Linked DNA regions of Homo sapiens: regions 2, 3, 4 and 5 are each linked to region 1. A link is a loop called in an ENCODE intact Hi-C map of the cell type or tissue named here. Cell type or tissue: chondrocyte. All regions are shown on one strand. Region 1 holds the start of LOC124902417 (a long non-coding RNA gene). Region 2 overlaps TMEM72-AS1 (TMEM72 antisense RNA 1). Region 3 overlaps LOC105378275 (a long non-coding RNA gene). Region 4 has its middle 95 kb from the start of LINC02881. Region 5 overlaps LOC124902544 (a long non-coding RNA gene).

What was found. Hi-C counts contacts between places; a loop is a spot of excess contacts. Peaks named below come from ENCODE experiments on the same cell type or tissue, not always from the same donor. Only the 100,000 strongest peaks of a DNase experiment are listed, where the experiment ranks them.
Region 2: it touches region 1 in a loop (5-fold over the local background); 17 of 110 quality-filtered maps call a loop at or near these places.
Region 3: it touches region 1 in a loop (2.7-fold over the local background); 11 of 110 quality-filtered maps call a loop at or near these places.
Region 4: a loop joins it to region 1, with 3 times the contacts of the local background. A loop is called at or near these places in 2 of 110 quality-filtered maps.
Region 5: it touches region 1 in a loop (5-fold over the local background); 75 of 110 quality-filtered maps call a loop at or near these places.

What each region holds. Positions count from the first base shown.
Region 1 is chr10:43,687,429-43,692,428 of GRCh38, forward strand. It overlaps LOC124902417 (a long non-coding RNA gene), which reads left to right and starts at 2,752. Exons shown (of 2, transcript XR_007062133.1): 1 at 2,752-5,000. RefSeq lists a silencer at 2,737-2,836. In chondrocyte, CTCF peaks have their summits at 2,815 (motif pointing right), 3,019 and 4,189; no DNase peak of the experiment used is centred here.
Region 2 is chr10:44,862,361-44,867,360 of GRCh38, forward strand. The region is part of intron 2 of TMEM72-AS1 (TMEM72 antisense RNA 1); the gene reads right to left. Among named protein-coding and RNA genes, the nearest start is that of TMEM72, 46 kb to the right of the region's middle. In chondrocyte, CTCF peaks have their summits at 2,649 (motif pointing left) and 2,865; no DNase peak of the experiment used is centred here.
Region 3 is chr10:43,806,029-43,811,028 of GRCh38, forward strand. The region is part of intron 2 of LOC105378275 (a long non-coding RNA gene); the gene reads left to right. Among named protein-coding and RNA genes, the nearest start is that of LINC02658, 30 kb to the left of the region's middle. In chondrocyte, a CTCF peak has its summit at 2,295; no DNase peak of the experiment used is centred here.
Region 4 is chr10:44,195,527-44,200,526 of GRCh38, forward strand. No RefSeq gene overlaps it. Among named protein-coding and RNA genes, the nearest start is that of LINC02881, 95 kb to the right of the region's middle. RefSeq lists enhancers at 661-830, 3,200-3,309 and a cis regulatory region at 746. In chondrocyte, no CTCF peak of the experiment used is centred here; no DNase peak of the experiment used is centred here.
Region 5 is chr10:44,308,985-44,313,984 of GRCh38, forward strand. The region is part of intron 1 of LOC124902544 (a long non-coding RNA gene); the gene reads right to left. Among named protein-coding and RNA genes, the nearest start is that of LINC02881, 19 kb to the left of the region's middle. RefSeq lists silencers at 901-1,070, 1,915-2,244 and enhancers at 1,831-2,333, 3,613-3,782. In chondrocyte, CTCF peaks have their summits at 2,227 (motif pointing left) and 2,469; DNase peaks (open chromatin) are centred at 1,196, 1,861 and 2,027.

The DNA.
Region 1 (5,000 bases):
GAAGAGGAAAAGAAGGGGTGGGGACGAGGGAGAGAGCTGCAGTCTTAAATAAGGTGGCCAGAAGGAGCCTGCTGTGCAGGGAGCTCTGAGCAGAGAGCTGAAGGCATCAGGGAGCAAGCGGGGAGACGTGGGGGCTGCATTCCAAGCAGGGGGTTGGTGCTGTGGAGACCCGGAGATGGTGGTGGCATTGCGGGGAGGGCTTGAGCTGGGGAGTTTGGGGGGCCACTGTGGGTGGAGAAGGGGAAGTGCTCAGCAGAGGAGGCCCATTTGGGACATCTTAGGACTCTGGGATGGAAAGCCATTGAGGGATTTTCAACAAAGAAGTGACATGACTTTCACTTAATGCTTTAACAAGACCATTCTGGCTGCTGTGTTGTGACTAGATTCCTGGAGGGGTCGGTAAGGGCAGAAGTAGGAAGAAGAGGGAGGACGCGACATGATTCTGGGAGTGACGGTGGTGGCGTGTCCTGGGCTGAGCGTGAGGGAGGTGACGAGAAGTGGCTGCTCTCTGGGTTTTCCTTGTAGGCAAGTCCAGCAGGATTTGCTGACAGTGGGTTTGGATGGAGGAGAAGCAGGGTAGTTGAAGACAAATGAGATTTGGATCTAAGCAACCGAAAGAAAGGCAAAGAAGTTCCCAGCGGACTGCTTTTGTTTGTTTGTTTGTTTTGTTTTTGAGAAGGAGTCTTGCTTTGTCGCCCAGGCTGGAGTGCAGTGGCACAATCTCGGCTCACTGCAACCTCCGCCTACTGGGTTCAAGCGATTCTCCTGCCTCATCCTCCCGAGTAGATGGGATTACAGGCACGCGCCACTAAGCCTAGCTAATTTTTGTATTTTTAGTAGAAATGGGGTTTCACCATGTTGGCGAGGATGGTCTCTATCTCTTGACCTTGTGATCTGCCTGCCTCGGCCTCCCAATGTGCTGGGATTACAGGCGTGAGCCCCCCCCGCACCCAGCCTGCGGACTATTTTTTTATGGGGGGGGGGGGGGAATCAGGAGTTTGCCCTTTGTGTTTTCAATTTAAGATTCGGCATTTGGGAGGAGCTGTCTGGTGGACTACAGGAAAGGCGAGTGTGGAGCTGGTGTGAGAAGCTGGCTGGGAGAGGGCTGTTCCTTGGTGACTCACGGGCGGAAAGGTGGCCTTTAAACAGTGAGGGTGGGTGAAGTCATCGGGGCAGGAGCGTGCCTCCAGAGGGCCAGGGACTGTGCCTGAAGCTGGGCTCTCCTGGGCTACAGGGGCTGCGAGGGAGGCTTGAGGGGCTGGGGAGCGAGGGGCAGGCTGAGACCCTCCTGTGGGAAAGCATTGCAAGCTGGGAATGTTTAGCGGTGGCCAGTACCTCAGAGTGCAGCAGGGCGAGGCGGAAAAGAGACTGACCATGTCTGAGTGGTTTTGGTGGAGTGCTGGGTAAAGGTGAATGTGTCAGGGTGTGAAGGAGAAATAGGAGCTGTGCGGAAACGGGTGCTGGGAAAGGGGGAGGTTGCTGGGGAAAGAGGTGTGGGGTCCTGAGGGGGCCTTTGAAAGGTAACGTGGAGAATTCCTACTGGATTTGGCCTTCACTGGAATACCCTAGAGGAGGGGGAAGTTGGAGGTGAGGGCGTGGCCGGTGGCTGAGTAGATGGCCTGGGGGGGCCTGGCCCAGAGAGCTCTTGGGAAGGTCTTAGGGCAGGACCAGGGGCCGCGGGGGCAGCAGATGGCACACGGGGGCGGGGTGTCGGAGGCGGCCTGTGCAGATCCCCTGACCCCCTGCCTTCTCAGGGCTACAGAAACAAGGCCGTCATACTTAGAGGTGCTGGGCGGCTGAGGAGTGGAGCGGGTGGGAGGTGCGGGGCTGCAGGGGGATTAGCTCCCAGCAGCCGTGGGTCCCCCTGAGGATGCCGGGGTCATAATGCACAAAGCCACCCTCTCCAAACACCTCCAGCTGCCCAGGCGAGGCGGCGCGCAGGCGGAGAGCAGGAGGGACGCGAGGGTGAGGGGCTGAGCCGGGGGCCAGGGCGTCTTCAAGGCAGCGCTTTAAGGAAAGGGCCATGGAGTTCCAGCTGGGGCAGGACAGGAGGAGCCGGGGACGGAGGTGAGATTAGTGGCCTGAAGCTCCCAGTGAGGCCAGGACTATGGGAGAGAGGGTACGGAGGGCATCAGGGTGCGGGGGGTGGTTAGGGGGTGAGGGCGTGCGACACAGCGTCAGAAAGCGGACGGAAGCTGGGGGTGAGCAGGACTCGGGTGCCGTGAGTGTCTTGGTGACCACTGTGAGCCGGCGAGGTCCACTGGGCCAGACCCTGGCCCGAGGTGGCCCCGGAGCTGTGAGCGGGAGGAAGAGGGAAGGGCGGAGTCTGGAGCCCTCACGCCTTCCGCCTTGTGCGCGGTGCAGGCTGCCGAGAGCCCGGCCGGGCAAGCCTTTCCGCCGTGGTCAGTGACTCGTTTGCACAAGGACTTTTTAGGGAAGAGAGAAGCCAGGCCTTCGCTGTGGGCCTAGCCCCTCAAACCGCAAGCTCTCCCCCTTGGGGTCCTCGTCGTGAACGCCCTTCTCGTCTCCCGCCGGGCTCACTCTTTCGCATTTTGCTGCGAAAGTTTACTGGAAATAGGTCCATTCACTGGTCGATTCAGAGGGACACTAGAAACGCGATGCCCATATCTAACACATCCTGGCCTTTTGAAGAGGGATAAAAAATAATACCCACTAGAGCCCCGTGCCTCCGGAGAGTGGGGCTTCGCATTTGCGCGTCCGAGGCCCGGCAGGGAGAGCTTCTGGGTCCTGGGGGCGCGCACATCCGGCGCGCGCTGTGTCGGGGAGCGGCGCTCTGGGCTGGGCCGGCAGAGGGCGCTGCGGGGCGGCCGTGGAACAAGCAGGGGAGAGCGTCAGGGGACCCAGCACAGCCTGCCTGCTGCGCCCTGCTGCCGGCCGCGCCCTCCTCCGTGCTGCGTTCTCCTGCTCGACGCTGCGTCCTCATCCAACACTGGCACCGCGCGCTCCTTCCAGGGTCGGAGGCCCACAGACCCCTCACGTTCGCTTCTGTCAGGAGTAGCGGCAGAATTTCGATAATTTATGTCTTTGATGGAGACTGGGAAGGTAGCCTGGCCGCTGCGCAGGAGAGCTGCGCGGGGTCCAGGAGGGGAGCGCGGAGTGGGAGCAGTCGACTCGGGCTGCGCAGTGCGTGTCGGCTGTCACGGGACACCGGTGAGGACCCTGCACCCAGAGTCGGGGGTCCAGGCTGTTGCTGGAACAGGAGGCAGCTCGGTGTCCACGGTTCCGCAGGGGGCCGCTGTCTGCTTGGATCTTTCATCAGGTCCCAGGCAGAGGGTGCGCTCTCTACTCAGCTTCACTCCTTGGGACAGAAGTGTGGCTGCTGATCCTGGAGTAGGGAAGGAGAAGGAAGCATTTGCATGATTAAAATATTTTTTTTTATCTTGGTAAAATACACATAACATGAAATGTACCATGTTAACCATTTTTAAGTACTATTTTAATGTACTATTCAGTGACATTAAGTTCATCGAACATTGGTGTGCAATCGTCACCACCATCCATTTACAGAAGTCTTTTCATCTTGAAAGTCTGAAACTTTGTATCTATTGAACAACAATTCCACATTTCCCCCTTCCCCCAGGCCCTGGCAACCACCATTCTACTTTGTCTCTAGGAATTGGACTACTCTAGGTATCTCATATAAGTCTAATGAAACAGCATCTGTCCTTTGTGACTGGCTTATTTCAGGTAGCATAATGACCTCAAGGTTCATCCATGTAGTAGCAAGTGTCAGAATGACCCTCCTTTTTAAGGCTGAATAATATTCCATTGCATGTCTATACCACAATTTGCTTATCTGTTCATCCATCGATGGACACTGGGTTTGGTTCTACCTCTTAGCTGTTGTGAACAATGCTACCATGAACACGGGCGTACAAATATCTGTTTGAAATCCTGCTTTCAGTTCTTTTGTATATATGCCTAGAAATGGAGTTGAGTTGCTGGATCAGATGGTAATCCTGTGTTGAATATTTTGAGGAACGCCATACTGTTTTCCATAGTGACAGTTGCATGATTTTTAAAAAGTGGCTTACTTTCAACACATTTTTTAAGGTAATATTTTGGACCAAATGGTTAATAAGACTGTGGTGACGAGGTGCAAGACTCTGGGAAGATGGCCAAAAGGCACTGTTCTTTTTCATTCTTGTTTTCTGTCCCCAGCCCATGCCCCTGCTGGCAGCCCTGGGCTTGCCATCCATCTGGAAGCTAGGAAGGGCTGAGTCACCCAGCATTCTGGGGCTGGGTGCACCCTTTCTATAGTGTCTTAGGAGGATGCAGAAGTAATGGCTACAGAGCAGCTGCTGAAGGAGGAGGAGGGCTCACGAACTGCTAGAATTTTAAAGGGCTGCAGCCCCTGAAGTCCTGGGCCCTGTTTTACAGATAAGGGAACAAAGACTGCTGCAAGGAGAAGCATGTGGAAGAAGACAGCTCTGAGGATGCAGAGCCCCAAAGGACGTGCTTGCCATTCCTGGAGAGGAATGGCATCAGGGACCCAGGCCACATGCAGTGCGGCCAGGGACAGAGCACCACCTGTGCGTGTGGACATTTCACATTTTTCCTCCATGGAAAAATGTAGGAAACCCTACAGCTTGGGTTTCCTCTGTTACTGAGGCTTCCTCTGTTACTGAGGCTAACTGGGACATTTGTCTATTTAGCATTTATCTACTATGTGTTGAAAGAGAGGCGGGTGGGGGAGAAGATTAGGAAGCCTTTAAACAAAGCTCCAAGTAGAGCTGTCTCGACATGATTCAAAACTGCATCCTTAGATGCTTGGTGGTATAAAGGTCTTGCCAATTCCCATTACAACACATATTGCAACATGCCTTTCTTCTCGTAAATGTCTTCTGAAGGTCACTCCAGCCCCTGCCAGTCCCTCTCCCCTTGACTTTCTGCCAGTGCCCAACTGTGAACCCGTAGAGCCATCTGCTCTCCCCTCCTGCTTACCTGCAACTGATGGCTGGCCAAGAAGATAGGAGAGT
Region 2 (5,000 bases), 1.2 Mb after region 1:
TTCCTGATCTCTGCTCCCCAACTCCCTCCCATGGTTGAGAAGGCCCTGGCTCTCCATATTAAATCTCTCTCTACTTGAAATAGCTGGAGCACTTCTGCTTTCCCACGAACCCTGACCAAAGCCTCCCAGCCCCAGCTACAGCTGACAGGCTCAAGAGCACCACAGGCTCTCAAGGCTGGCCTGGCTCCTCCACACACAACCCCTGCAGATCTCTACTCACTCCAGACTCCCCCTGCCTCTGGCCAAGGCCCTGCCTTCCTGCCTTCAAGCTGGGCGCCCATTTCTCCAGGAAGGCTTTTGTGACCGGGCTTCATGTCCCTTGCACCCTGTGTATTGATCTTCCTGCTTGATGCCAAGCCCTATGAACACAGCAATTCTATCTGGCTTTGTACACTATTGTACCCAGCACAGGGTCTAAAAATACTTTTTGCATAAATGAATGAGTAAATGAAAAATTATTGAGTAGTCTTTGAGATCCTGATGCCATGAGTATAGAGAAAGAGAATATATGCATCTTAAATCCATTAAAGTTTGATTTAAAATGCACATTGGCACTGGCTGAAAGCTGGGTGGGCTCCATGGGGTACAAAGACAAGCCCACCAGGAGCCGAGAGTTGAGGAGTATGAACAGGCACAGGTCTCCGTGCAGCTGCAGTATGTTACAGCTTCTGGTGACTTCTGCCACCCTTTGTCCCTCTAGGGTCTGTGTTCCTGCCAAGAGAAAAGGCAGTGGCAGGAAGGAGGCTGCTCCAGATGTCAGAAAGGCTTAGCGAATGGTTTACTGTAGTTCACGAAATTTCTACAAGAGTAACCAATTGGCATCAGCTCCCTGAGCTGCCTGCTTAGAGAAGGAGCTTATGGCACTAAACCATTTTTGTATATTCCATCAAGATCTAGGAAAGCAGATTTCCTTTTTCAAAAAGCAGAGAAACTGTCCCACCCTGCAGTCATTGTGAGTGCAGAGGGACGGGGAGCCAGCGATCCATGAATTGCCAAGCCAGATTGCAGCTATAACCAGATTTTAGTTTGTGAAGGTCTTTTACAGACCTTTTTATACCCTATCCAGTGAGTATGAGTTAGGCTGGAGAGCAAAGGAATTGGAGCTTTTCCACACCACACACGGTTTGCGGTTGGCCCCCACCAGGTGGCTCCCCTGGCGGAGGACTCTGCGCTGCCTGCACCTGAGCGTAGCTGGGGCTTGCGGTGTGCGTCAAAGTGGCTGCGGAGTTCTTGTCTATAGAAACTGTTCAAAGTAACCACCTGAATTACTCCTACCATACTCTTTCTTTGACCTTTTATTTCTTTTAAGCATAACGTCAGCACTGATTTGAAATCATCAAGTAACTTCAACCAACGTAAAAATCCTGAGTTGCTTAAAAAGGAAAGAAAGGCTGCCCCCAAAGTGACAGGCTTTCTAACTTGCCTGTGTCTTTGCACCTATTTCCCTAGGACGCGGGAACGCCCCTTTCCCACACCCACTTCATTCTCCTCCCTGTGCCTCACGTTCTGGGAACATCCTCCTCTTGACTGCATTTCTTAGCCTCCCCGGGCTAGGGAAAGTGTGGTCTCCCTTTCAGCAACCTCAGTTCCATATACATTTCTTTCTCTCAGAATGTCTGATGCTATACTGCATTTATTGGTTTTCTTGTTTCTCTCCCTAGTAAACAGGACATTTTTTGAAGTCCTGCTGGCACATATGCAGTCCTCACACAACGCCTGGTGGATGATTGATTCATTTTAAGAGAGCAGATGAGCTAGGCTGTCTACAAATGTGTCGGATCCAGCTCCCGCCATCCTTCCTTCGCAAAGCAGAGCTTGCCAAGCCTGCGCACCCACGGGCTGCCTCTCTTCAAAGGGCGGAGCCTGTGCAGTGAGCGTTTGGCCACCTGGTCGCACACCGAGTGCTCGTCAGCGCGCATGGCCTGAGCGTTCTGCCCTGACACTCGCTGGCCTCTGGGCGCTTCTGTCTTTGACAACGTCCTGAACACTGTGGGAAGGCTCACTAGCATTCCACTCCTTCCCTAATGTGGAGTGGGTGTGATTTGAGGGGTTTGGCCCCCACCCCAGCTGCAGGGGTAAGTCACACTAGTTTGGGCTAATTAGCAGAATCTCATCTCCTTAGCGCAAACAACATTGATTCAAGAATGATCAGGGATCCCAGCCCAAACCAAGCCTTGCTGCAGCAATCAGCCGCTCTTGGGTTTGGGGGGAGGATACGGCGTGTGTCCCAAGGTGGGTCCACCCAGCGAAGCCAGTATTCCTCCTTGATGACTTTGGAAAGAGTCTCTCTCTCGTTCCGGAGGGTGTGATGTGTGAGGTTGGAACCACGAGGGACACCAGCTTGAGAACAAAGCCAAACTAAGGGGCGGGCGGAGCCAAGACGGAGGAGGCGAGTCCGGAGCAAACATACCGGATCTCAGGAGCCCCGTGACTGCTGCTCTTGGCTGACTCGTCACAAAGCATCCAGACGCGTCTCGGCCCTGCGTCCAAGACGCAAAGTTGTGCGGCAACCAAGCCTAGAGCTAAGCAGTCACCAGGAGTGGAGACAAAAGCAGTGAAAGGATGGGAGCGAAAACACGGATCCCGAGAACGAAGCCACGAGTGCAAAGCCGGGCGTTGTGCAAACTATCCCGGGCCTCTGCTGCCCCCTGGCGGACGCCGCGCGGGAGCCCAGAACCGGAGCGCTCTGAGCGAAGCCGACTCCATCCGACACCGCCGCCTCCCAGAGGGCTGCCCTGGGAAGTCACTGAAAACAGCCTGCGGAAGATTTCTCCTGTGTCACGTGGGGGGAAGAACAGCCGCTACCTGTTAGATTGCCATGAGGTTGAATGGCCAAAATGGATAACCGGGACCAGAGTTATCCTCCCACCTGAAAGAAGCAGGAGGAAACCAACAAAACTATAGAAACAACCGTTTTCAAAACCCAGCACACCAGATGCAGAGGACAGTGATCCTACTACCCAGACAGTTTCCGGGCCACAGCACAGGAGGTGCGGGAACCCGGACAGGGCTTGACCCCATGAGCTCACCCTCACGAGTTGAGGGACTAAGCCGAGTCCTCAGGGCAGGCACGGCGTCCCTGGAGGAAGAGGGGGCTGCACAGACACAACTCCAGTGATCCACAAAGGCTGCGGCCAGGGTGCAGCAGGGCGGCTCAGCACGTGCAGGCGAGGAAGCTGCCAGAGGCCCAGAAAGATCCCCGTGGGGCTGGAGGGAAGATCCGCCTGTGTTTGCACAGGGCGGGAACAGCGCCTCCCCCATCAGCCAGACTGCAGGCTCACCACTCAGGAGGCACGGGACAGCCCTGCTTCAGGGGTGGGAGCAGTTATTACTAAACGCAGCTCTATCCCCATCTGAGAAACGTCAAAGGCAGGACCGGAAAGCATCAGACTGTTACAAAGTAACTTAACCGTACCCCAGAACAAAGCCTGAAAATACACACAGGAAAACAAAGACATCCAGCACACAACAAGAAAAAAGTGGCAATGTCTACCACCCAGTAAGAAATGACCATGCATGAAGTGAGGGAGAAAAAAATTACCCATAATGAAGAGAAAATGCAATCAGTGGACGAAGTGCCAGGACACAACCTGTCAAAATGGGTGGGATTTGGCTAAAGCAATACTTAGAGGGAAAATGATAGCACTACACTAGGTTAGAAAGGAAGAGGGATCTCAAATCTCAGCTTCCGCCTTAAGAGCGAATTAAACCCAAAGTAAGAAGAAAGGAAACAAGAAAATTCAGAGCATAGGCCAGGTGCAGTGGCTCAAGCCTGTAATCCCAGCACTTTGGGAGGCCGAGATGGGCAGACTATTTGAGGTCAGAAGTTTGAGACCACCCTGGCCAACATGGTGAAACCCCGTCTCTACTAAAAATACGAAATTTAGCTGGGCGTGGGGGCGTGCACCTATAATCCCAGCTACTCGGGAGGCTGAGGCAGGAGAGTAGCTAAAGCCCGAGACGTGGAAGTTGCAGTGAGCAGAGATCGCACCACTGCACTCCAGCCTGGGTGACAGAGACTCTGTCTCAAGAAAGAAAGAAGAAAGGAAAGGGAAAGGGAAAAGGAGAGAGAAAGAGAGAAAGAAAGATCAGAGCACGAAAGGAAAAGAAAGAGAGAGAAAGAAAGAAGAAAGGAAAGGGAAAGGGAAAAGGAGAGAGAAAGAGAGAAAGAAAGATCAGAGCACGAAAGGAAAAGAAAGAGAGAGAAAGAAAGATTACAGCAGGAAAGGAAGAGAAAGAGAGAGAGAAAGGAAGATCATATCATAAATCAGTGGAATAGAAAGGAGAAAAACAAAAGGGACAAATCAATGAAATTAAAAGCTGGAGTTTTTTGTTTGTTTTTAGAAGATCAATAAAATTGATAAACTCCTGGTCAGGTTGATCCCCCCAAAAAAGAGAAAAGACTCAAATTACTAAAATCAGAAATGGGAATTGTGATATCTATCACTATAGATTCTACAGATGTTAAAAAGAAAATTAAGAGCATATTATGATAAACTTAAGACCAATATATATGACAAATTAAATATAATAGACAAATTCCTTGAAAGACACTATCGGCACTTAAGAGTAAACAGATAATCTGAATTAGTCTTATGTCTATTTTTTACATTAAACTTGTACTTTAAAACCTTCCCACACAGAAACCTCCAGGCCCAGATAACTTTATTATCCAACTTAGGAAGAATGAACATCAATTCCATACACACTCCTGGAAAATTGTAAAAGACAGAACACTTCTCAAATTGTTTTACTCTGGTACCATGACCAAAGACATTACAAAGAACGAAAACTATAGACTATTATCTCTATGAATATGAATGCAAATTTTGTGTGTGTGTGTATATACACACATATATATATATTATTTTATTTTGTTTTATTTGAGACGGAGTTTTGCTCTTGTCCCCCAGGCTGGAATGCAGTGGCATGATCTCGGCTCACTGCAACCTCTGCCTCCCAGGTTCAAGCGATTCACTTGCCTCAGCCTCCTGAGTAGC
Region 3 (5,000 bases), 120 kb after region 1:
TGCCTCCTACAGGGTTGAAGACCCCCCTAAGTGGTAGTTTGCCTCCAGTGTGACCCACCTGTGCAAGGCTGTCCTAGCTCCAGGGCACCCCTGTTGTGGGCTCTGTGCCTCTGCCTCCACCCTGCCTCTACCCTGCCTCTGTCCTGCTGCCCTCCCTTCCTCCAGGCATTGCTCTGAGAGCCCCAGACATCCTGCATGCACATCTCTGTTTCAGAATCTCTTTCCTAGGCAACCTGACCTAAGAAACCAACTAGATAAAAATGGACAAGCGACATAAGCACAGATCACATACACAAAAAGGAAAAAAAAATCCTAAACAAGATGGTAAATTAGCATTGAACATGTGGAACAATGCCCAGGTGGAGTGAAGCAACATGAGAAGCAGGGCTGTTTGAGAAGGTAATGAACACAGCATTTCTGTATGGAAATTGAGGAGTATGTGTGAAAATCTAGAAGGTTTTTCTTGGGAAATCTCTTATGAATTTATCCTAAGAAGATAACTGTACAAACAGATGTATTAGCCAGGATTCTCCAGAAAAACAGAAGTGTGTGTGTGTGTGTGTGTGTGTGTGTGTGTGTGTATGTGTGTGTATAAAGAGTTTTTTATTTTGAGACAGGGTTTCACTCTGTTGCCCAGGCTGGAGTGCAGTGGCATGATCATAGCTCACTGCAGCTTTGAACTCCTGAGCTCAAGCTCTTCCTCCCTTAGCCTCCCAAGTAGCTGGGAGTACAGGCCTGCATGACCATGTCCAGCTAATTAAACTTTTTTTTTTTTTTTGGTAGAGATGAGATTTTGCTATGTTGCCCAGGCTGGTCTTGAACTCCTGGCCTCAAGCATTCTTCCCTCTTTAGCCACCCAAAGTGCTGGGATTATAGGTGTTAGCAACTGTGCACAGCTTTATATAAAGAGATTTATTATAAGGAATGGGCTTACATCATATGGAGGCTGAAAAGTCCCTAGATATGCAGTTGGCAAGCTGGAGAGCCAGCAGGAGAGCCCTCGGTGTAGTTCCAGAGTCTGAGTCTGAAGGCAGGAAAAGACCGAGGTCCCAGCTCAAGGCAGTCAGATAAGAGGCGTTTCTTATTTCAGCCTTTGTGTTCTATTCAGGATTTCAATGGATTGAATGAGACCCAGCCACGCCGGAGAGGGCAATCTGCGTTACTCACTTTACCAACTTGGATGTGAATCTCACGGAGAGGCTCCCCCACAGACATACCCAGAATACTATTTGACCAAATGTCTGGATATCCTGTGGCTCAGTCAAGTTGTTACATAAAATTAACCATCCCTACTGGTATGCACAGAAACATTAGTTGGAGCACGGCAGTTTGTGTTCATTCACAGCACCCTGGGTACATAAATAAATCCACAGCCAAGCAAAGGATTGCGCCGAGGCTGTAGCAAAGCAAGCAGGAGGGCGCGGCCCAGGAGATGTGAGCTCCCATACTGCTCGCAGCACTGGGACCCAGCATCCCCCTCAGCAATAGCCCAGAATACACAGGGCATCAAGAGCCCTGCCCTGCAAAGGGAGGGCAAACCTCCCATTCCTGGTGCTTTAAGTGGACCCAATCCCTGGCTGGAACTTGAAGGCAGGCCACAGAAACAGACTATTTCCGCCCTTTACTACTCGTACTTGTCTCAGCCCATCTGCTCACACCTTATCCTTCGGGTTCCTAACCCCACTATCTGTACCCAGGTCTTATATTAGCATTTTCCCCCTGGCCACTCAACTTAATGCATGTTTAGATTCACTTTTGGGGCTTCATGAAGTTCCGACTTTCTTTGGGCACTGGACACTGCATCGTGGAATCCCTACATTCTTTGCAAAAACTTCCTTACTCCAACCCACGTCGCAAGGACCTCCCACTCATGACTATGCAGAGTTGGGGATTTGGCCTAACCCAGCAGGCTGGCTTCTCCTGCAGATGCGCCAGGCATCCCGTCACATAATCAGCATGCCTGCTTCTGGAGAGGGACCACTCATTGTGTTGGGCTCCCTTGCGAGCTCAGCACTGAGATGGTCCTAGGAGTTTCTATCCCCACATTGCACCTGGAAATCTCATGGTCCTTGACAGCCACAGGTTTCCAGTGGCAGCTCATGAGGCCTCCAGATAGGTGGCAGGGACCGAAATACTTCACAGCTTTTCCACGGACAAAGATCAGCAATTTGTTTTTAAAATAAAAAGTCAATGTTAAAGTGAAGTTGGCATCAGGTAATTGAGATGCTATCAGGATCCTGAGTGGGGACTGAACACATGCAACCACACAGTGTAGTATTTTTAGGCAATTGCTCACTCATTTGAGAAAACACAGTGGGTAAAACTGTTTCCCTTGTGGTGACTGTTGGACTTCCTGCATTTTCAGAGGTTTTCTGTATTTTCATAGGAGTCCCATTTCCTTTTAAGAACCAGATTGCCAATGCCCCATTAGTTAGCTTTCCACTCCAACAGGCCGCTTGCTCTTTTGCCTTTCCCTCCCCTTCTCTTTTAAACCAATTAATTAAAAAGCTTTACAAAAACAATACATGCTAACGTGAAAAATTAAAGCAGTATAGAAAACTACAACACAAAAAGGAAAAGCTCCTCTGCCCTCAGCTCCTACACTCCTCAGAGGTGGCCATCATGAACATTGGCTTCTTTCTAGAACTTTTCCTGCATAGACAATCAGAGAAACATAGATTGATAGACTGATTTATGCAAAGATGGCTGAATAATGATGTTTAATGCTCTGTTACTTGCTTTTTCCTACTTAATTTATGCTAGACATGATTTCACAGCAGTTGTCAAGGAGGTCTATCACCCTTTTCAACATTTGCATTTTTTCAATTATAAATAAAAAATTAATTAATTAAGAAACACTTGCATTTGGTTCTACTGTAGAAGTGTACCATCATTTGTTTAACCAATATTCCACAGATTGACTTGTAGATTACTTCAGAGGTCTTAATATTAAATGTTCCAGTAAATATCCTCAGGCATGTGTTTTTGAAGAACAGGGCTAGTGTATCAACAGGAGATTGTTTTATAGGTCTTTATAAAATTAAACTGTTTTCACTGGTATAAAAATTTAATAATTGTCAAATAAAATGTTGCTCTTTTAAAGTTTCTTCTCATTATCAAATGACGCTTTTTTTTTTGTCTTGGTCTTCTATAAACCTGCCCTTAAGCTGTGACAAAATTAATTTAAAAAAATCGATGTTGGTCCATGGGATCCATAAATTCTTTTTATAGATCGTTTAACAGAATTCTGTGTCGTGGGCGAGGCTCCAGGCTGGTGTGCAGCGGTGCGCTCCTGGGTCTGTGAGTGGGCATTCCTCAGAATCCCCACAGCCTGACCTGCTGCCCTTTGCTGGTTTCACTTGAAGCTATTATTCCAATTGACTCACTCTTGGCTGACATCTGGATGCGTTTTATAACAGACTGTTTTCATAACTCCACAAAAAGGTTCTCAGGATTAATACTTGTTTATTTTCATTTTCCATTGGACCTTAAATTAGCTAGCAGCCAATACTGGCACAACCCCTTACTGGAAGCCATTTTACCTAAGTGGAGGGGATGGCAAATCCATCCAACCTTGGGTTTTCTGTTGCTTTAAAACCTCTTGCCAACCAACTATTCCAGAGTGGCTGTCAAATCAACCAATAGCAAAATATTTGGGAGTATTTGTCAGTTAGCTGGGGTAGAAGCAGCCAGATGTGTGGATAGGTCATACAGTTACCTTCCCCGTGTAAGTTGGGGCCAGGGTAACCCATGGACATGTGTGCATGTACAACACAGGTGCATGTACAGCCAAGCATACAGGTGCCAAGATATTTTATTGGGATATTATGTGTTTTCTTCTCTCTGTTGTAGGTATTTTTTTTTCCTCTCCCACCTGAAAATTTTTTCTTTGCTTTTTGAGATTGTACTTTCAAAGACATTCAAGACACCCAGATTTTAAATTCAGGGTGTTAATCCAGGGTTTTGTTTTTGAAGACCTGGGATCATTGAAGGGATTAAGTTAGATTTTCCTAGAGGAAAGAGGCAAGTGACTGCCTTTGAATTTAAGGATTGTCTGTATACGTGTGTGTGTGTCTGTGTGGTGGAGGAGGGGGTTGTTTGCCCTTTAACATTTGTTCTTTTAAGGTTTCTTCTCATTATCAAGTGACACTCTTTTTTTTTTGTTCTATAAACTTACCACTGAGCTGTGATAAAATTGATCATTTAAAAAAATATGTGTTGATCTGTTGTGATCTATAACTTATTTTCTTATAGATTATCATGGGCACAGCTCAAGGCTAGTGGTACAAGAGCACCCCTTCCCAGCAAATTAAAAAGCCTGTTATTTTTGCAAAAGCATTAGAAGCTTTCAACAATGTTGTCAAGAGCCTTTCTTAACTCTTTGGTGACTGGTCTGAGTCAGTCACAGGTGGAAGGTGTGATGTGATCAGACAGGCCCTGACATTTCTTGTGAACTCATGAAATCCTGCATCTTTTCCAAATGTGCAATTTTGTTTTTGAAATTAATTTTTATTATCTTCACATTGTGTTGGATGATCAGAGGATTATAATTATTCCCTGCCCCAGGGGAGAGTATTGCAAAGGTACATAGGGCATGAACGTGGGGAGGGCAAGAAGTGTGCCCAAAGCGTGCTATAGCACAGTGTGTGTTCCACTCCTCATACAGCAATGAACTGGTGAAGGAGTTAAAATCTTAATGATTTCCAAATGATCAACAGTTTTTAAAAACATAAATATGCAGCATGAGAGCCTACATTTGTACAAGTGTATGGTTGTGTGTGTGTGTGTGTGTGTGTGTGTATGAACATGCTTGCATGTATGTGCTCACAAATGGGGAGGAAGCACAAGAGGCAAAAGGCAATGGTTTGTTTCCTTTTTGAATTTAGGAGGTATGTTCAAGACAAGGAAGTTCTTTTCTTATCTTCATCAGACTACTGGAAAATGGAATAAAAATACAAACCATAAACTTCAGGCACTCAAGTTTCTGAGTTAAGAGTAGC
Region 4 (5,000 bases), 510 kb after region 1:
GAGATAATAACTGCTCACTTCTGGGGTATCCCACTGGGGTGCCCAGGGTTGCAGGGCCCAGCCTGCAGACATCTCTTTTTGTGGGTCTCTGAGTCATCCTCCAGATGTCTGCCCTGGAGAAAATCAGGCATGGAGCCCAGGGGCTGCGGTGTGCACTTTGGAACAGGAAACATCTAACATTGCTTAAAAAAATAAAAGACTCTGCTGTGTTTACTTTTGAAACAACTTGCCAGCCCATCCTGGCAAACTGGAAGGCAGAATAACTTAATGGTTTTGGAGCAGATAGAACTCTGGTGTCCAAGTTCAAGTCCAGCTCTAGAGTCATGCTCCTTACAGTGGCCCAAGGACTGAGTGTGGATTCTGTCACGAACAGTATTTATGTGGTCATAGTCACAAATGCTCTTTAGTGATTTTCCTCTGTAAACACCCAGGTGTGGACAAGGGCATAGAACGCTCCACTATTGTTATCACAAAGGAACGGCTAAGCTGGCACTTTGCAGAGGTGCTCTCCAGTGAGAAGCGTGGCTGACCCTTCCCCAGGCTTGGACAGGCCCCCAACCCATATGCCCCTTCTGTAGGTCTCCACCTGCAGCTGTGGAGGCTTCACACAGAATGCAGTTCACATTTGGGGTTGTCACAGGTACACATTGTGATGGGATTTGCTATGTGCTTGGAGAAAGGAACAGCTTGTACTAATTCTGCAAGGTATCCATGGGCTGTGAGGTGCTGAGTAGACCTCAGGGGCAGTGACACCTGGTTACTCACATGCTTCCCTCTGCACTGGGAGCCCACCGGGCGCCAGCCAAGTCTGAAAAGCTTGTGGTGGGTCCCAGCTTGTACACAAGGCCTGGCACAAGATAGACATCAATGTGATGAAAGAAAGGAACTAGTGGAGATCTGGGGATGAGAAGAGTCCCTGGAGGGAGTGCAGGGAGAGCAGGTGAGCGGGGCTGAAGGCAGAGAGGAGGAGAGGAGAGCTGGCCTGCAGGTCACAAGAGCGTGAGCTGTCACCGGAGCCAGCAGGCATGCAACCTTCAGCAAGGCCTCAGCCTCTGCGCCCTCAGGTTTCCTCATCAGAGCACGAGGGCAGGAACAGCAACTCCAGCAAGGACTCTTGTCAGAGAAGTGATTGAATTGATATTTTGTTTTTTAAGTTATTAAAATGTTTATTTAAATTGATAGCTAATATTATATATATATTTATTGAGTACAACATGATGTTTTGAAGTGTACATACATTGTGGAATGACTAAATCTAGCTAATTAACATGTGCATCACCCCACCTAGATATGATATTTGTGGTAGGAACACTATACATCCACTTATTCCTTTATCTAACTGACATTTTCTATCCTTTGATCAACATCTCCCCAATCCCCCAGTACCACTCCCCAACCCCCTGATAACCATCATTCTACTCTCTGCCTCCATGAGATCAACTTTGTTAGATTCTATATATGAGCTAATACGTCTTTTGTTTTGTTTTGTTTTGTTTTGTTTTGTTTTCCTTTCTTTTCAGACAGGGTCTTGCTCTGTTGCCCAGGCTGAAGTGCAATGGTGCGATATCAGCTCACTGTAGCCTTGACCGCCCAGCAATCCTCCTACCTTAGCCTCCCAAGTGGCTGGTACAACAGGCACATGCCACCATGCCTGGCTAATTTTTCTTTATTATTTGTGTAGAGACAGCATTTTACTACATTGCCCAGGCTGTTCTTGAGGCTCAAGTAATCCTCCCACCTCAGCCTCCCAAAGTGGTGGCATTACAGGCATGAGCCACCACACCTGGCCATGGGCTAGTTTTTCTAAAGTGCTTAGAATAGCACCAGGCACAGAGATGGCAGGATACAAGTGTTTAATAAACTATACAAACGAAAAGAAGAATGTTAACCTTGACAACGTGAAATTAAACATGAGGTGATAGAATTTGGAAGTCGGAAGGCGGAGGGAGAGGGAGGCACCAATGCAGCTTGCTCAGAAGTGCTTTTGAGGAGACCTCGGTGACGGGCTTAGTCTTCTGGGCATTCACAGCCTCCGCAATAGGATACCAATCTTCTGTCCAAGTGCATCGACACTATTGCCTTTTCTTAAGGTGCAAGCTTACTGGACTCTTTTTTCCAAATGCAAGGAAAGCAGAGAACTACGGCCATCCGACTGGAGGATGCCCCTCATCTTGCCAAGCCTTGTGATGTGCACATAGCTGTTGCCTCCCTCTCTCCCTTCCCAGGGTCTTCTTCCTCCTGACTCTTGACATCTATCATGTGACTTCTGGGTCTCCCACATGTAAAATCATGTCAACCCACCCCTGGGCAAAGCAAAAGACAAGGGCCACATTCACGCAGGTTCCAAGTCTGGAACTTTCTAGGCAGGAAGTGGTAGGTAAGAGTTGGAGACAGACACACCAGGAAAATCATGTGGTCTCAGCTCCAACAACTGTGGCCAAGGTGCCTTCCCTTCCTGCCCCTGGGAGGCTGGGACCTTTCAGGACCCTCCAGGATGCAGCAATGGGGCTAGGGGAGGCAGGGTGTCATTGCTGGCCCAGGTGCTGTCTTCTGGGATGTGTGTCTCAACAAAAGTCCTCCTCCATTCTCACCTATGAAGAAAATTTCACTCAAATAAATGTTTTCATCCTGTCACAGAAACTCCCTTAGCCCTCGGACTAGGGAGTTTCTCTGCAGAGAATGGTCTCTCACTCTCATGATTAAGGGGATTTAATCTTCCCAAATGCATTTGTTTATTTTGGTAAGAAAACCTAAGAGAAAGGCATCTTGTCTGTCCATTCCATATGTGGTTCATTCTCAGGGCAGGCCAGGAGCTTGGGCTCTGGAGGAAGGGCCTGGCCTCAGATTGCACTGAGTGCCTGCTGAGGCTTCAAGAGGGTGCCTGGGTTCATGGAAGGTGGCTGAGGTTATCTTCACACAGCCACCACCAGCCAGGGTTCCTGCTTTCCACCTACTAAGACGACCTGTTTTTGTAATATCTAAGTTTGTTCTAACTCTTGCATTGGGCAAAAAAAATGATAGGAAAAGTACAACAAAAATACTCAGAAGCTTGTCAAAGTAAGAGATGAAGACTCAACCCTAGGGCTGGGTTCAGTCTGTTCTTCCCTCTGCTCCTCACTGTCTGAAACCTTGCACAGCTGTGTGTGGGCAGAGTGGGGAGGGCTGGGTCACACAGGCCTAACAGGACCAGAAATTCTCCAACTCATCCTGCCAGAAATGAAAGAGACGGGTAGCCTCCGTATCACAAAATGTAGAATCTGGAAGTTTGAGGGTAGCTGCGTTCTGAATTTGGAAGTGAGTGAGCAGTCTCTGGCCCTGGATCTCTTGGTGAGGAACAGCTGCCGCTGGGGAGGCTGAGGTCATGGGCCTGTTCCCTGCCTCTGTGCTTACTAGTAATGACAATGAACAACATCTGCCCGTGCCCTGCCTCTTCAAGCATGACCTCTAGAGCAGCCTGTGGGCCTTCTTGCTCCGTGGGTATGTAGGTGGGTGGCTCTCAGGGCAGCTGTCCTGGGACTTGTCCACCCCTGCTCCAAAGAAAGTGTCCATCAGTGACCTCCCTTCCCTTCTATTTCACCCCAGTGAGCATACACACAGTCCTCAGTGAGTGATACAGGCATGAGGAGAGTTGGGTGGTGACTTGGCTAGCTTCTAGTGGCACTGTAGACCCAGGAGAGTTGAGGGGGCAAAGCAGTCTCCTTTCTGCCTTCTTGTTTCTCCCAAAGGTACAATGCCAGAGGACAGGAAGGGCAGAGGAAAATCTTAGCAGAGCTGAGTGACTTCTCATATTCAGAAGAGAAATCTACATTCAGTCTTGGGTGAGAAATCCTTATGTCTCTCCATATAGTAGCACTGAGAATACACTCCAGCCACTGGATGGAAATGGGATTCAAACCAGTGACATGAAAATGTCCCCCGAACCCGGGGTCTGATTGCACAATCCTCCAACCATGACAGCCCAGTGCCAAATGAGCTCAGGGACAGGACCCTTTTCCTGAAAACAGTGTGTTTTTTTTGTACTTAGGAAACATAGCCAGTGTCGGGTGGACACAGAGCTGGGTGCTACTGAGGGAGGAGATGGTATTTGGGATGGGCCATTGCTCTGCAGGTGGGGCAAGGCCTAGGAAGAGGCCCTGTTGTGCTGGGGTGTTCATTTGTCTGGGAACAACTTGGAACTTGACCATGAGTTTTTCACTCTGGGTTTCTCCGTGGTACCTGGCTGGGTCTCTTCATGGCAGAAAAGAAAGACCTCTCACCCATTAATGGTGGAAATGTTCATGGTGCAGCCACATGGGACCTGGAGAGTGAGGGAAAGTGGAATGATAGAGACAAAAGAAGGAGGTCACTGCAAGTGGGAAGAAATGAGACGGCTGTTTCGTCACACACAACTTCCTCCAGGCAGGCTCCTCTCCACGCCTGGCCAGGTCCATGTGGAGCACAGGGGAAACCCTCCTGTGGAGCTGTGCATGGATTTAACCTTGAGAACAAGGACAACATGTGCATGGATGTTGCCATTAATGACATTGCTGTCTTTAGGGAAGATGATCCTGGAGCCTCCCTCCAGCCATACTTGATGACAACATGCCAGGTCTTGTCCTTGGCACAGTTTGCCCATCAGGGTTGGGTCTCACCTCATGATCTTCGTGCACTTTTTGGAGCCATGACGGTCCCCCTCTAGGGACACCACAGCAAATGAACCACAGTGAGGTTCTGGCCTCCAGCCGAGTGGTTCCAGGCTCTCCCTGGCCTTTTACTCAGCTCATGGAATTTGACATAATCTGGGGCATCCAACGGCCTCCCACTCTCTTCCTCTGAAGGGCTGAGGTGGCGCCTCTCTTTAATACCACAGAGAAGGTATTAAAGGAGTCAGAGCCACCAAAGGAAGACGCAAAGGTGCGTGTGGGTCCCCATGACCTGGAAATATTCAGGCAGCGTGGCCCGTCCTGGCCTCACCCCAATCTCCTCACCCTATCCTAGTTCCTGGGTCTAGAAAAGCAGTC
Region 5 (5,000 bases), 620 kb after region 1:
CTTTTTCCCTCCAAGAATCAAGTGTTACAATCAGGGATAGCTTGTTATGATGGAAGCCGTGCGGGCAGTTTGGATTTTCATGGGTGTCCCCACCCTGCTGGCAGGCAGCTGGCTTTGGAGGCCTGTCCTGGATCCCTCTCACTGACTGCATCTCCCCTCCCCTGGTCCAGGCTCCAGTTTACATGGCTCTGCCATTGGGAAGTGGAATGGCAAAGCATATGCGGCCGTGCTGCTCAGCCAGGTACAAATAAGAGTTGTGTTGCTGCTCATCTGGGGCTGCTGGCTGCCTAGAAAAATGAAATAAAGTGAGTTTGTAACAAGCAAAGTCCTGTGAATTGTGGCCTCTTTCAATCATAAACAGACAGTTTATCCACTGAAAAGATCATATGGCCCAAATAATCAGAGTGACTTTGGAAGAGTAATCCACGTGGTTTTATATTAAAGAGGGGGAGGGAGGGAAGGAGGTGGCGGGGGGAGGGAGAGAGAGAGAGAGGGAGAGAGAGCAAGCCAGATTTCTCCACAGAAACAGAAACGATAGGATATACAGATATAGTTGGATGAGGAGAGCTGTTGTGAGAATTGGCTCACTCAATTATGGATGCTGAGAAATTCCAGGCCACGCCATCTACAAGCTGGAAGCAGGTCCAGGCCAGTCCAAAGGCCTAAAATCCAGGGAGGAAGGGGACTGGTGTAAGTCCCAGAATCCAAAGGCCTCAGAACCAGGAGCTCTGATGTCTGAGGGCAGGAGAAGGTGGATGTCCTAGCTCCAGAAGAGAGAGACAATTCACCTTTCCTCTGCCCCATTGTTCTCTCTGGGCCCCCAACAGGTTGACCAGTGCCACCTACATTGGTGAGGGTGGACCTTCTTACTCAGTCCACTGATTCAAATGCTCATCTCTTCCAGAAACGCCCTTACAGACACACTCACAAATAATGTTTTACCAGCCATCTGGGCATCCTCACCGCAGTCACGTTGACACCTAAAATTAACCATCTCAGAAAGCCAAAAGGTGGCTGGGGACGCGGGGGCAGCATCAGCCGGCTCCCCGCCCCCTGACCAGGAGAAGGTGCGCACCGTAAGCACTCCACCCTCCCATTCGGCCTCTGGCCCCAGGTGCAGCCACTGTGGACTCACCCTGCCTGGTGCGGAACACTCCCTCCCTGTGATGTGCAGTCCGCAGATGGAAGCCTGGAGGGCCCACACGCTTCCGAAGCAGGGTGGCCCTAGGCTGGCTTGTCAGCGGAAGCTGTCTAGCGGGGATATGGCGGTGGCAGAAGTGAGGGGGCTGAGGGGCGGGGCGGACTTTAGCAGGAGGATAGAGGGGAATGTCCTTGTTTCATAAAGCTGAAGTGTGCCCAAGCAATGTCCCGGTATCTCTGTGAAAGGTTGGCTGCCTGGTGTGACTGAGAGACCGGAGATTTGGCCCTGGAAGGTCAAGTGTGGTGGTCTTTTTCTTTTTTCCACTTTTTAACCTTTTTCTACTGTGGGGAGATCGCCCAAGATTACTGAATTTGCTAACCCCAGGGGAAGTAGGCATTTGAGTCTAACAGCGCCATCCCTCCCTCCACAAAACCCTGTAGAGCAGTGTTCGCTCTATGACGTGTGAAGGTGAAAAGCCACTCAGGAAACCAGAGAGATTTGGCACTAAAATATATGTTTTTCGTAACCAGGGCAGGTTGGGCTTCCCTTCATCACACACCAACAGATGCACACGGAGCCCCGCGCGGCCCATTCCTGAGGGCGGATTCCCCAGGGCAGGGCGAGAAAGGCCCTCGGGCCCCTGCCTGTGTGCCCATCTCTCCATCCTAGGTCGAGGATGAGCGGGTGTGCGCAGGCCCAGCGTGGGAGAGGCAGGCAGGCCAGGAGCGGCCCGCCAGAAAGGTGCAAGGGAAAGCCCCAGAGGCGGAGGGGAAGGTGAGAACCCGGGGCGGTGATGCTGCACGCCCCTGGGGGACTGCATGGAGAAGGGGAGGGTGCGCGGGGCCGGCTGGTCCAGTGCACTCCGGCGCGGCCCCGGCACCCGTGGGCACCGCCATGTCCTTCGCTCAGCTCCGCCGCGGCTACCTGCGGGGTCTGCGCGGCTGCGGTGGCCAGGTGAGGACGTCTCTGCCCTTGCGCGGCCTGCGCTGTATGCTTCCTGCCTGGCCCGCGCTTCCCCTGCCTGCATCACCCGCTGCCCGCGCGGCTCGGAGCGCGCCCTCTGCTGGACCGGCCACGGCCGGCGGGCGGCTGCCTCCAGGCTCCACCACAGGAGGGGGAGCACGCGCCCTGCTGACCGCACGCCCACGTGATATCGCCTTCTGCCATCGCAGAAAGCAGCGGTTCAGCCTCTCTGCCTGCACACTTGCGTGATGGGGAGCTCACAAGCAGTCCACTGCATTGCTGTCAACGCTGACCATTAGAAACAGCTTCCTTATGTTGAGCCCTTTGTCGCTCACTCCATTTGTCCTACCTCTGCCCTCCAGGTCTCGCCTGCAAAGGGCTTAGCTTCTCATGACAGCACTTAAAGCATTTCAACACAGCATTAGCACCACCTAACCCCAGTTCTTCTGCTCTGCCCAAACCTCCCCGGGCCCTCCAATCATTGTGGTATGATGTAGCGTCACCATTCAGATGACTCACGTTAGGACACAAACCATCTACAGAGTCCCTTCTCCACTGTGGTGCCCAGGAGTACACCTGAGCCTGCAGGTAGGGTCTGCCCACTGCACAGGACGGGACGTCGCCTGCGGGACTCTAACCGCTGGCCTTCAGACACACAGGCAGAGGTCACAGCAGTCGATGTGCCAGAATCTTCACACTTCTCATGCGCTCTGAGTTTAGGTTCAATTTTTATTCATTTTCATATGTTCTACTAAGTAATCCCATCCCTGAATCCATCCAGCGAACATTTAATTCCTAACGAGTGCCAGACAGCTGCTATTATTGCTGTTCAGTCTAAGGGTGTATCTTCAGTTTCTGCACTAAAGTTCATCCTGGCTTACCACGTCCATAATTCTCATTTATGTTAATCATTTGGGATGGTGATGTTTTTAAATATCCAATATATCTGTAATGGCTTCCAGATCCATCTAATTAGTGAGTTTGACAGGCAGCCTTCGTATGTCCTAGTGCTGTTAAAATACCGAAATCCAGCTTCATATTCCGGTAAAGAGGCTGCACAGCCCCTTTCCCCTTTGTGAAAGATTGCTTGACAAACTACCAAGGCTTTTATGAGGAGCCCATGAAGATCTTAACCTATTGTCTTTAAATTGATCAAAAAGCTTCCTCGTGTCACCTTGTCACATGCCTTACAGAAATCCAGAGACACTAAGTCCACCACATTTCCCTGATGTGCAGCCCAGTAATTGCACTAGCGTCTTGCTGCCCTGCTGGGCGGTTTTGACAGAACACCTGTCATTGCCTCTCCTGGTCTCTAAGCCTGTTGTTCTGCTGGGCAGGCTGGACACTGAGGTCCCACGACTGCACACAGAGGCACACTCAGTTCTCAAACAACCACTCTATGCACTCCTGACTCAGAAAGGAGCCTGGGACTCAAGCTTTGTCTCTGATGGTCCCCTGAGGCGGCGGGTGCTTTGTTCCTCTCTTGTGCTTAGCCATGCCTTGTCCCAGCAGAAGTGTCTCAAGTCATGGGGTTTCCCCATGTCCCTGCAGAGGGTATTTTAGTCTAAGAATACATGGCATTCTTAACAAGGGCTTCCTGATATTAATCATAAATAGTCCTGCACTGATTTCACACTATTATTCTTTCTTACAACTTTTGTTTTTAATACAGCTGAACACCCACCTCCTCAGGCTGTGCCTGAATATGTGTGTGATGTGTATGGTATGTAGGACAAGGATCCTATAGGAGATAATGAGTATTTTAAATATATAAGACATATTATTTACTACTATATATTTTTAAGGAGAGAGAAGATGTAGCATTTTCATTGCACTGGAAACTATACTGCAGTGATGGCTGAGGCCTAGATGTGTCCTTGAGGTGGAGGAGTGCTGGGGAGCAGGAGGTTGGGTATGGGGAGTCTGCTCTGTCCTGCTTTCTGGCCTCAGCTTCCTAGTTTAGTGAATGGCTGGGATGGGATGATCCCAAACATCACTCCCAACTCTTCTACAACATCCGCAAGTCATCACTTACAATATAGACCTATGGTCTCTGAGATTTGTAACTGACTTTTGTAAGAGTACTACTGCTACTAATGAGAATAGTAATTGACACTCACTCATTATGCATCTGTGACTTGGGCTTCAGCAATTTGCTGAGTTCTTATAACATATCTCTGAGATAGATGTACTACTCTATTTACAGATGAGAAAGACCCAGGTCTGGCATGCTCAAGCCACTCGTTCAAATGAACATGCTGTTATGCAGCAGCCAGAAAGCCAGGTCTGTCTGGATCTTTTACATCCTCTGGCCAGAGGCTGCAGTGTGGAGATTCTACCTGAGGAGACATACGGAATCTAGAACTCTGCAGCCCAGTGTCCAATATGGGATCCAGTCCGGGCGCGGTGGCTCATGCCTGCAATCCCAGCACTTTGGGAGGCCAAGGCAGGCGGATTACCTGAGGTCAGGAGTTCGAGACCAGCCTGACCAACATGGTGAAATCCTGTCTCTACTAAAAATACAAAAAGTAGCTGGGCATGATGGTGCATCCCTGTAATCCCAGCTACTCAGGAGGTTGAGGCAGGAGAATCCCTTGAACCTGGAGGCGGAGCTCTGAGCCACCTCCCCCAGTCTGGGAGCCAAGTCCTTGGCCTCCATGGTTGACCCACTTCTTGACCCTCTCCTTCACTAGGCAGCCAGTGGCTGCTTCATTACAGCTCCACACTTCAACAACTCCCAAAGAACCCAAATATCATTAAGCAATTTTATAGCAGTCTGGGGCTGACTGACAGTTCAGAAGTGGCTGCCGAGTTACTTGCCATCCAACAATTAGAAAACAGTCAAGGCCTTGGTGGGGGGTGAGGGTGCTTAGCACAGGGCTGAGGGCACAAGTAT